Regions from separate parts of the Homo sapiens genome. Here all the other regions are linked to region 1. Evidence: chromatin loops called from intact Hi-C (ENCODE). Cell type or tissue: heart left ventricle. All regions are shown on one strand. Region 1 has its middle 25 kb from the start of LINC01944. Region 2 overlaps LOC105377727 (a long non-coding RNA gene). Region 3 overlaps LOC105377727 (a long non-coding RNA gene).

Region 1 (2,500 bases):
GGAGACATCCCAAAAGGTTAGAGTTGTTATCTCTGGGTAATGCAACTTTTTAACAATTTTATTTTTATCTCTTTTTTCTTTTGTTTATCTCTGTTTTTGCCTACAAATTCCCTATGATTTCCTACCCAAGTTGTTGTGGGTAGAATTGTGTGCTCAAAAGCCAGGTGGAAGTCCTAACCTCTGATACGTGTGAGTGTGATCCCACTTGGAAATTGTCATCTTTTCCCATGTAATCACATTAAGATGGAAATCATACTTGATTAGGGTGGGCCATAATCCAATATGACTGGTCTCCTTGTAAGAAGAGGAGAGACACAGGGACACACAGGGAGAACGCTGTGTGACCATGGAGGCAGAGATTGGAGCAATGTGTCACCAAGCCAAGGATGCCAAGGTTTGTCAGCAACACTAACAGCTAAGAGGGCGGGGAGGAAGGATTCTCTCCTGGGGCTTTCAGAAGGAGCACAGCCCTGCCGACTCCTTGATTTCACACTTCCCGGTTCTCTAGAATGGCGAGAGAATTAATTCCTGCTCTAGGCCACCCAGCTTTTATAATTTGTTGTGGCAGCCACAGGAAATTAATATAAAGAGCAAGCCTTACTTATGTACTAGAAAGGGCCAAGGGTTTAAAAAAGAAAAAGAGGAGGAGGAAGAGGAGAGTGCCCCGATCAAGAGTGCTCCCTGGAGGGCTGGAAGTGTCTGCTCAGGACTCGGCGCAGATGTGTAGTGAGTGTTTGTTGAGTGAATAAATATGCCTGCAGTATGTGACATCGTCTTGTCTCTGTCCTGTCTCCCCACGGATCTCACTCTAGCCCAAAGCTGCCTGTCATGAAGGAGCTCCCTAGCGAGACTGGAAGCACAGCTGGGCTTCACGCACAGGCCCAGCCCTCAGCTCTGAGGCTGCCATGGGGGAAGCAGGGAAGGACCTGAAGGACTCTAGGTCAACAGCTCTATCCCCATCAACTTTGTCAGGGTCCCTGTGTGATGATGCCATGCCCTCGGCCGCATACCCAGCTTCTTATTCTTTGTGACCAAGCCACACCTTGTCATTGATCAGATCTTTGTGCTGCTTCCAAAGCAATCTACCTAAAACTCAGGTTAGACCCTGCCATGCCCTCCTAAAGACCTTTGGCGGCTCCCCCATTCCTCGACACAGCATTCACGGCCACCATCTATTTCAAGCCATTTTGGGGCTTGCCTGTCAACTCCCCACCTCCAGCCCCTCTTGCTGCCTTCTCCCCCAGCAATCCCACATGCTCAACCTCTGCCCCGGGGGCCTGCCTGCCCTCCCACCTTCTCTAATCTCAGCACTGCCCAGGCCTCCCAGCAGAGTGGAAATGTCATTCAGGGGGACTGTGGAGAGCACGGTGTCCCTGGCTCTCCTTCCAGGAAGAGGGAACAGAGGGAGGGCTTTTCTGGAATGTTTCCAGGCCTATCCTTCTTAGCTGGACAGGGACTCTATCTGCAGCAGGGGAAGAAACAGCAGATGTCTTCTGCTCCTCTGAGTGACCTAGTCAGCCTTGAAGAATCACAGGAAATGGCTCTTGGGACTTGCTAATGAGCTTTGGACGTCTTCCCTCTGTCCTGGCAGTGTTGGGTGGGGAGAGCTTCTGGGTCCCACTTGTTGGCCTTTCTCCTACTTTCCAAATGCCTCCTTCCTTTTCCTCCTCCAGGAGGTGGGAGGTGCGATGCCGAGCCCCACGTAGTGAGGGGAAGCCCTGGCAGAGGAAGCCTGTTTGTTCTCCAGCTTGGGCTCGCTGTAAACAAATTTCTTTTTCCTGATTAGGTCACACTCTTGAGCAGGGTTTTCGGGACACCTTGACTTGGTCAGGGGCTACTTGCCTCTAAGGAACAGAAAACCCAGTCAAAATAACTGAAATTAGTGGGAGACTGGGAAAGGTCATGGAACCCAAGGGGAACCACCAAGCCTCAAGAGGAAGAACCATCAGACACAAAGCAAGAAGCAAACTGTCAGACGCAAAGGGGATGCTCACTCTGTCCCTCCTTGGCCCACCTCTCTTCCGTCATCACCATTTTTTCTGATTTGCTTTGGAGATCAGCTCCCTCTGTTTGCTCATGAGGGTCCCCAAATGGCTGTCCTCAAATGGCAGTCTTCCTTCCCAAACCTTACAGATCCCCCAGGCCCAGCCAACTAATCTAGTCTCTTCCTCTGTGGGAGCAAGAATGACCATCACGACCCGACAGCAAACTTGTGGAGCCCCAGTGATGTGCCAGCCACTGGTCCAAGGTCTTTATGTGAGTTTTCTCATGTAATTCTCAAAATAACCTTACAAGGCAAGTTGTATTGTCATCCTTACTTATGAAGATAATAAACAAGGACACAGAAGCTAGGAGGGGTTAACTTGCCCAGGATCACCTAGTTAATGGGTAAGGAAGTTGGGGTTTGAACCCAGGTTGCTGGGCTCCAAGGTCTGAGCTCTGAAATGAATTGGCCTGACCCAGTGTCTGGATTGGGTCTCCCTGGATCAGGTGTCCCTCC
Region 2 (2,500 bases), 75 kb after region 1:
TATTAATTTTGCCTAAATTTCTTCCATGGGTACATAGTATTACTTACATTTTGTTGATGTAGAAACTAAGGCTCAGAATGGAGAAATGACTTGCCCCAGATTGCACAGAGGATGTGGTAGAGCATGAATTGGACATCAATTAGCAAAAGTTCCATTAACCACCTCTTTCATAAAACAGGTGCCAACTATATCTGCAAAACAGGCACAATGCCCTTCTCTACCAGATATCCGGGTGGATCAACTGACATTACAGTTTTGAAAGAATTTTCCAACGTGAAAAATTCTCTGCACACTGCAGAGGTGATTACAATGAAATTTTACTTAGCAATGACAATGACCTTTTATAGAAGTGGCTTTGATACTCACTGGGAACTACATTTTTAGCTTAGGAGTTGAAATTGGGATTAAAGTCACCTCCTCATTCATTGTATTCATGCCTTTAGCATGTAGTTAGCATCTACTCTGGGCAGACCTGTGCACAGAGATCTCCCGTCTCAGGGAGGATTGGACAAGACTGTATGATATGGTGTGATCAGTGCCTGGGGAGGTGCTGGGAGCAGTAGTAGGACAGCAGCAGTAATAAACAAAACAACTACCATTTATTGGGCAGTTACCATGTACCAAGCACTGACTACTCTGAATTAGATACACACACCCACACACACAAACATACACACACACATTTGGTCCTCAAGGTATGAGGAGGTATACTGATCACTTTCCAGCTGTGAGACCTTGGATAAGTTATTTTGCATTTTTGCACAATGCGACTAACAGTAGCCCCTACCTCCTAAATGCATCAATATAAAGAGTTTGATAAAGGCAGCTATTATATACTAGTCCTGTGGTCAGATGAAAACACCAAGGCTCAGAGAGTTTAATCTACCTGCCCGCCTTCCACAGCTGATAAACAAACATTACTCAGTACCTGCTGTGTGCGGGCCACAGTGCTAGGGGCTGGGCCATATTCAGAGCAAACATGGCCCCTTTCTCAGACGGCCGAAACAGCCCAGTATCCAACTCTAAAGGCTATGACTTTGCCCCAGCATGGGCAGCAGAGCATGGACAGGTCATGGGAGACTTCCCTAGGGAAATTCCTCCATCTGGCTTACAAAGCACAAAGACGGGTTTTGCAGATGGAAAAGTTGAGCAGGAGTGTTTCAGGCAGGGAGAACAATGCACGCCGAAAACGAGGGCACGGACCTTTTTCTTTCTTGTTCTGTCTGGGGAGGAGCACATCCTTCACCTGCATTTTCCATCCAAGTGCTGACGCAGCATCCTTGTTACAAGGAAGTAGGTCACATTTCCAGTCCCTCAAAAGGAAACTGCTACCTCCATTGTGACAGAGTGTGAAACAGCCACCTCCGCTGCCTCCCCCACGTGCCTGTGATCCTGGCTCCCTGGAGTTTGCTATTCCCAGAGCAGCTTTCCTCTCCCTGACCGCTGAGTGAGCCTTGCAGGGGAATTCAGCAGCAGCCCCTGAGCTGGCCCTGATAGAGGTGGGGGTGCGGTGGGGAGAATCTGAGGCTGGCGTGGGTGCCATAGCCCGCTTTCTGACGCAGCTGACTTGTACCAAGAGGGGAGTGGCTTTTCTCAGGGGGAAAAAAGCTCAGGTAGTGAACCTTGCAAAGGAAGTGGGGTCTCAAGCCCTACCTCGCCTATGATCTACTCACACAGAGCTTTGGAGCCTTTCTTTAGAGGACTGCAGAGACTCTGGGGTCATCTCAGTATGACAGTAAACCTAAGCCTGGGCAACAGATTACACCAAGGACCTGTGGCCATGGGCTCCATGCTGCCTGCATCTGCTTCTTGGAGCTGCCAAGGAAATGATTGATCCCAGGCCCAAGCCATGCAGCTAAGTGTTAGATTCGAGCTAATGATGCCGAGTTCTCTGCGAAAGAGTTCTCTGGGAGAGTGTGTAATGTGGTGGAAACGGTGAAGATTTGGAGACAGATGGGTATCATGAGCAGAACTGTCTCAAAAGGACCCCAGAATCTCATCCCATGTTGTCTAAGCAATGAGCTACAGGAGGACCACCCTGTTTCCACAGATTAATGGCCCCCTCTTCCCACCACCATGGCAGGGGAACTATAACATCCCACTGGCCCCCAAGATCCCCAAGGCCCCTGGATGCTGGCAGTCAGCATCCCCAAACAACCTCTGCAAACAGCCATCTCCCCAACTCCACTCCGCCTGGATCCAAGCAGCTGTGATGCTCCAGGGACTGAGCCACTCTCTCTCATGTTTGCCCTTTCAAAGGGAGACTCCAGGGAGAGAAGGAAGGGGCGTTGGGAGACCTCTGGCTCAGAAGACTTCAGACTGGGCCATTTCCCACTCTCAGTCCTCAGGGCCCCCTCCAATCCTGCCTCTTTGGAGAAGGAATGAAGCCCTGGGTGTGGACAGTGCCATCCAGGAAGGGCTCCACTGGGCAAGGACCTTCCCACTGTTGTTTTCCCCAAGTTCATTCCTGTATTAGTTTCCTAGGTCTGCCATGAAAAGT
Region 3 (2,500 bases), 49 kb after region 1:
CATTTAGTGTGATTCCATTTATTCAACTTTCTGGAAAAGGCAAAGCTATAGAAATCAGGTCAGCGATTGCCAGGTGCTGGGGCTGGGGAAGGGATAAACAGCAAAGGGGCATAAAGGAACTTTCTATGGCGATGGAAATACTCTACATCTTGATCATAGTGGCAGATATACAACTGTATACATTTGTGAAACTCATAAAATGGTACAATTAAAAAGTGTGAATTTTATTTTACATAAATCATCCCTCAGTAAAACTGAAAAAACAATAAGTGAGGTTGGCCAAACAAAACATTCATTTGACAACAAAAATTTATTGAACATATACTATGTGCCATCAACAAAATGGATAAGGGTCCTCCTCTCATAGAGCTTCTGTCCCTCTGTCATGTGTGTGTGCATGAGTCTCAGTCAGTACGTTTATTGATTTCGTGGGTTGAAGTCCCTCTAACTTGTCTGCTTTTGTTTGCTCTCTGGCATTTTTAAATAGTTGTTTTAAAATTTCATCCACAGTTGATCGTTGTTGTCTGTCAGAGGATTAGTCTGATACAATCTATTCCACTAAGACTAGAACTAGGACTGGGGTGAGATGAGGACATTGATGCTGAGAAAACTGTGATGACTTTGGAGACGTCACAAATAACCCCAACAATAAGCATACATGATTCCAGAATAATTTTAATATTCAGCTATTCTAGTATTTCATAACATGCCTGCAATCCTGATTACATACAGTGTTGTTAGGAAATGGAAGATAATCAGTGTGTTCCATGTACTAATAAATATGTATGTATGCATTTATTTATTTATTTATTCACTCAACAAACATGAGCTGGGACAGAGCCAGTGCAAAATGATAATTTAGAGCTCCTTGTTCAAAGATCATGAAAAAAGCGCTGTTAAAGTTTCTTCTTTCTTCCATGGTCTTTCTCTTGACTTCTTATGATGCTATTCATTTGCTATTTGATGTTCTAAGTAAAGAAAAAATAAAATTTTTTATTACTGGCATGAATTTACTGTTCATCTTTATATTGTGAAATTCCAGTTTCAAATGCAAAAGAGCGAGCATTTAATGCATTATCAAAATCACTGAAATTACAGTTTGTATTATGTGGCTCAACCCTATGGGAGTGCCTTAAGTGGCCATAAGAGACAAACAAGCCAGAAACAAGGCTGAAAAGAGGAGGAGAGGAACACACACACACACACACACCCAACACACACACACACCCATACCTACGTACATACACACATACACACACACCTGACACAGAGCCAGCTGCTGGAGCATTCCTGGGTACAGGGATACTCTCTCTGGTATGGGGGATACTAGCAGGGAGAGGACAGAAGTTCACAAGTGCCTGGGGCCTTACCCTGCAACATGGGACACGCATGCTTGCTTGAGTCTGAGGGCAGCTGGGTTCACCCTCAGCCAGTGACTGGACTGACAAGACCTGCCCTGGCTAGGGCGGGGTCTGGGGAAGCTGAGCCAAGCCTGCCTCTTCCCACAGCCTGTTCTCCAACCCACCGCAGACAGGGATCCTTGGGAATGTTTAACGCTCTAAGCCAACATGCTCTGGGTACCTGGATCAGGGGTGGGCGAAAGGCTGGACCTGGCTGAGACACAGCCTCCAGCTGGCCACCCACCAGATGCACTGTGGTGCTTAACCCTGGAGCATGCCCTACCAAAAGATGCCACCAAGTGTGCATGCCTACCCCTAATCCTCTGTGTGCCTGCTGGGTGGAGGACAGCAGCAGTCATAGGGCAGGGGCAGGGGGTGGAGGTGGAGGGATGGGTATCTGACCCACCCTGGGGAGGTGATGGAAGGCAGGACTGTGCGAGAGCTGAGGCTCCAAGTCCCTAAAGCATGCTTAGGGGTCCCATCAGACTTCACTTACGAAACACAAATTCAAAAAAAAATTATTAAAAATTTCAAGACAATGATGGTGACATCACACGTGGTGACCAAGGCCCCATCTTTCTAGGGCCTTATGTGATGGCACTGGTCGCAAGCCCATGAAGCCAGCCCTGGGTGATGCCCAACCAGAGATGAGTCAGACACAATTCCTGCCCTCTGTTTATGTCATCAGGCAACAAGCATGTGTCAGGCACTTAGGCTAGGCACTGAAGACAGAGGAGAGACCACTAGGAAAAGTGTCCCCACTCTTAAAAAGCTCACAGCCTGGCTACAAGGCAGGCTGACCTCTGCTTGGTAGCCAGAAACAATGGGATCCCAGGGGCAGGGGCTGCCAGCCAAGCCTCAGGGGTCCAGGGAGGCTCCAGGGAAAAGCAGAATTCATGCAGGATCTGGAGAATGGGATCTGGGTGAAGACATGGTGCAAGAACAAACAGTCCAGGCAGAAACTGGGTGTGCCAAAGCCCCAGGCTGGAGGGAACTTGGCATTTCGAGATACTGAAAGGAATGCCTCATTATTCAGAGTGATAAGCACTGTGCCATCCCACAGAAACGTCCACACTGAATTTTTCACTGTAATCTCAGCC

Evidence for each region. Peaks named below come from ENCODE experiments on the same cell type or tissue, not always from the same donor. Only the 100,000 strongest peaks of a DNase experiment are listed, where the experiment ranks them.
Region 2: it touches region 1 in a loop (7-fold over the local background); 19 of 110 quality-filtered maps call a loop at or near these places.
Region 3: a loop joins it to region 1, with 5 times the contacts of the local background. A loop is called at or near these places in 2 of 110 quality-filtered maps.

What each region holds. Positions count from the first base shown.
Region 1 is chr5:172,583,211-172,585,710 of GRCh38, reverse strand. No RefSeq gene overlaps it. Among named protein-coding and RNA genes, the nearest start is that of LINC01944, 25 kb to the right of the region's middle. RefSeq lists an enhancer at 555-1,055. In heart left ventricle, no CTCF peak of the experiment used is centred here; DNase peaks (open chromatin) are centred at 885, 1,310 and 1,680; H3K27ac peaks cover 2,500 bases.
Region 2 is chr5:172,508,339-172,510,838 of GRCh38, reverse strand. All of the region lies in intron 1 of LOC105377727 (a long non-coding RNA gene), which reads right to left. Among named protein-coding and RNA genes, the nearest start is that of LINC01944, 49 kb to the left of the region's middle. In heart left ventricle, no CTCF peak of the experiment used is centred here; a DNase peak (open chromatin) is centred at 1,368; H3K27ac peaks cover 1,986 bases.
Region 3 is chr5:172,533,947-172,536,446 of GRCh38, reverse strand. It overlaps LOC105377727 (a long non-coding RNA gene), which reads right to left. Exons shown (of 2, transcript XR_941225.3): 2 at 1-968. Among named protein-coding and RNA genes, the nearest start is that of LINC01944, 24 kb to the left of the region's middle. In heart left ventricle, no CTCF peak of the experiment used is centred here; a DNase peak (open chromatin) is centred at 1,457; H3K27ac peaks cover 715 bases.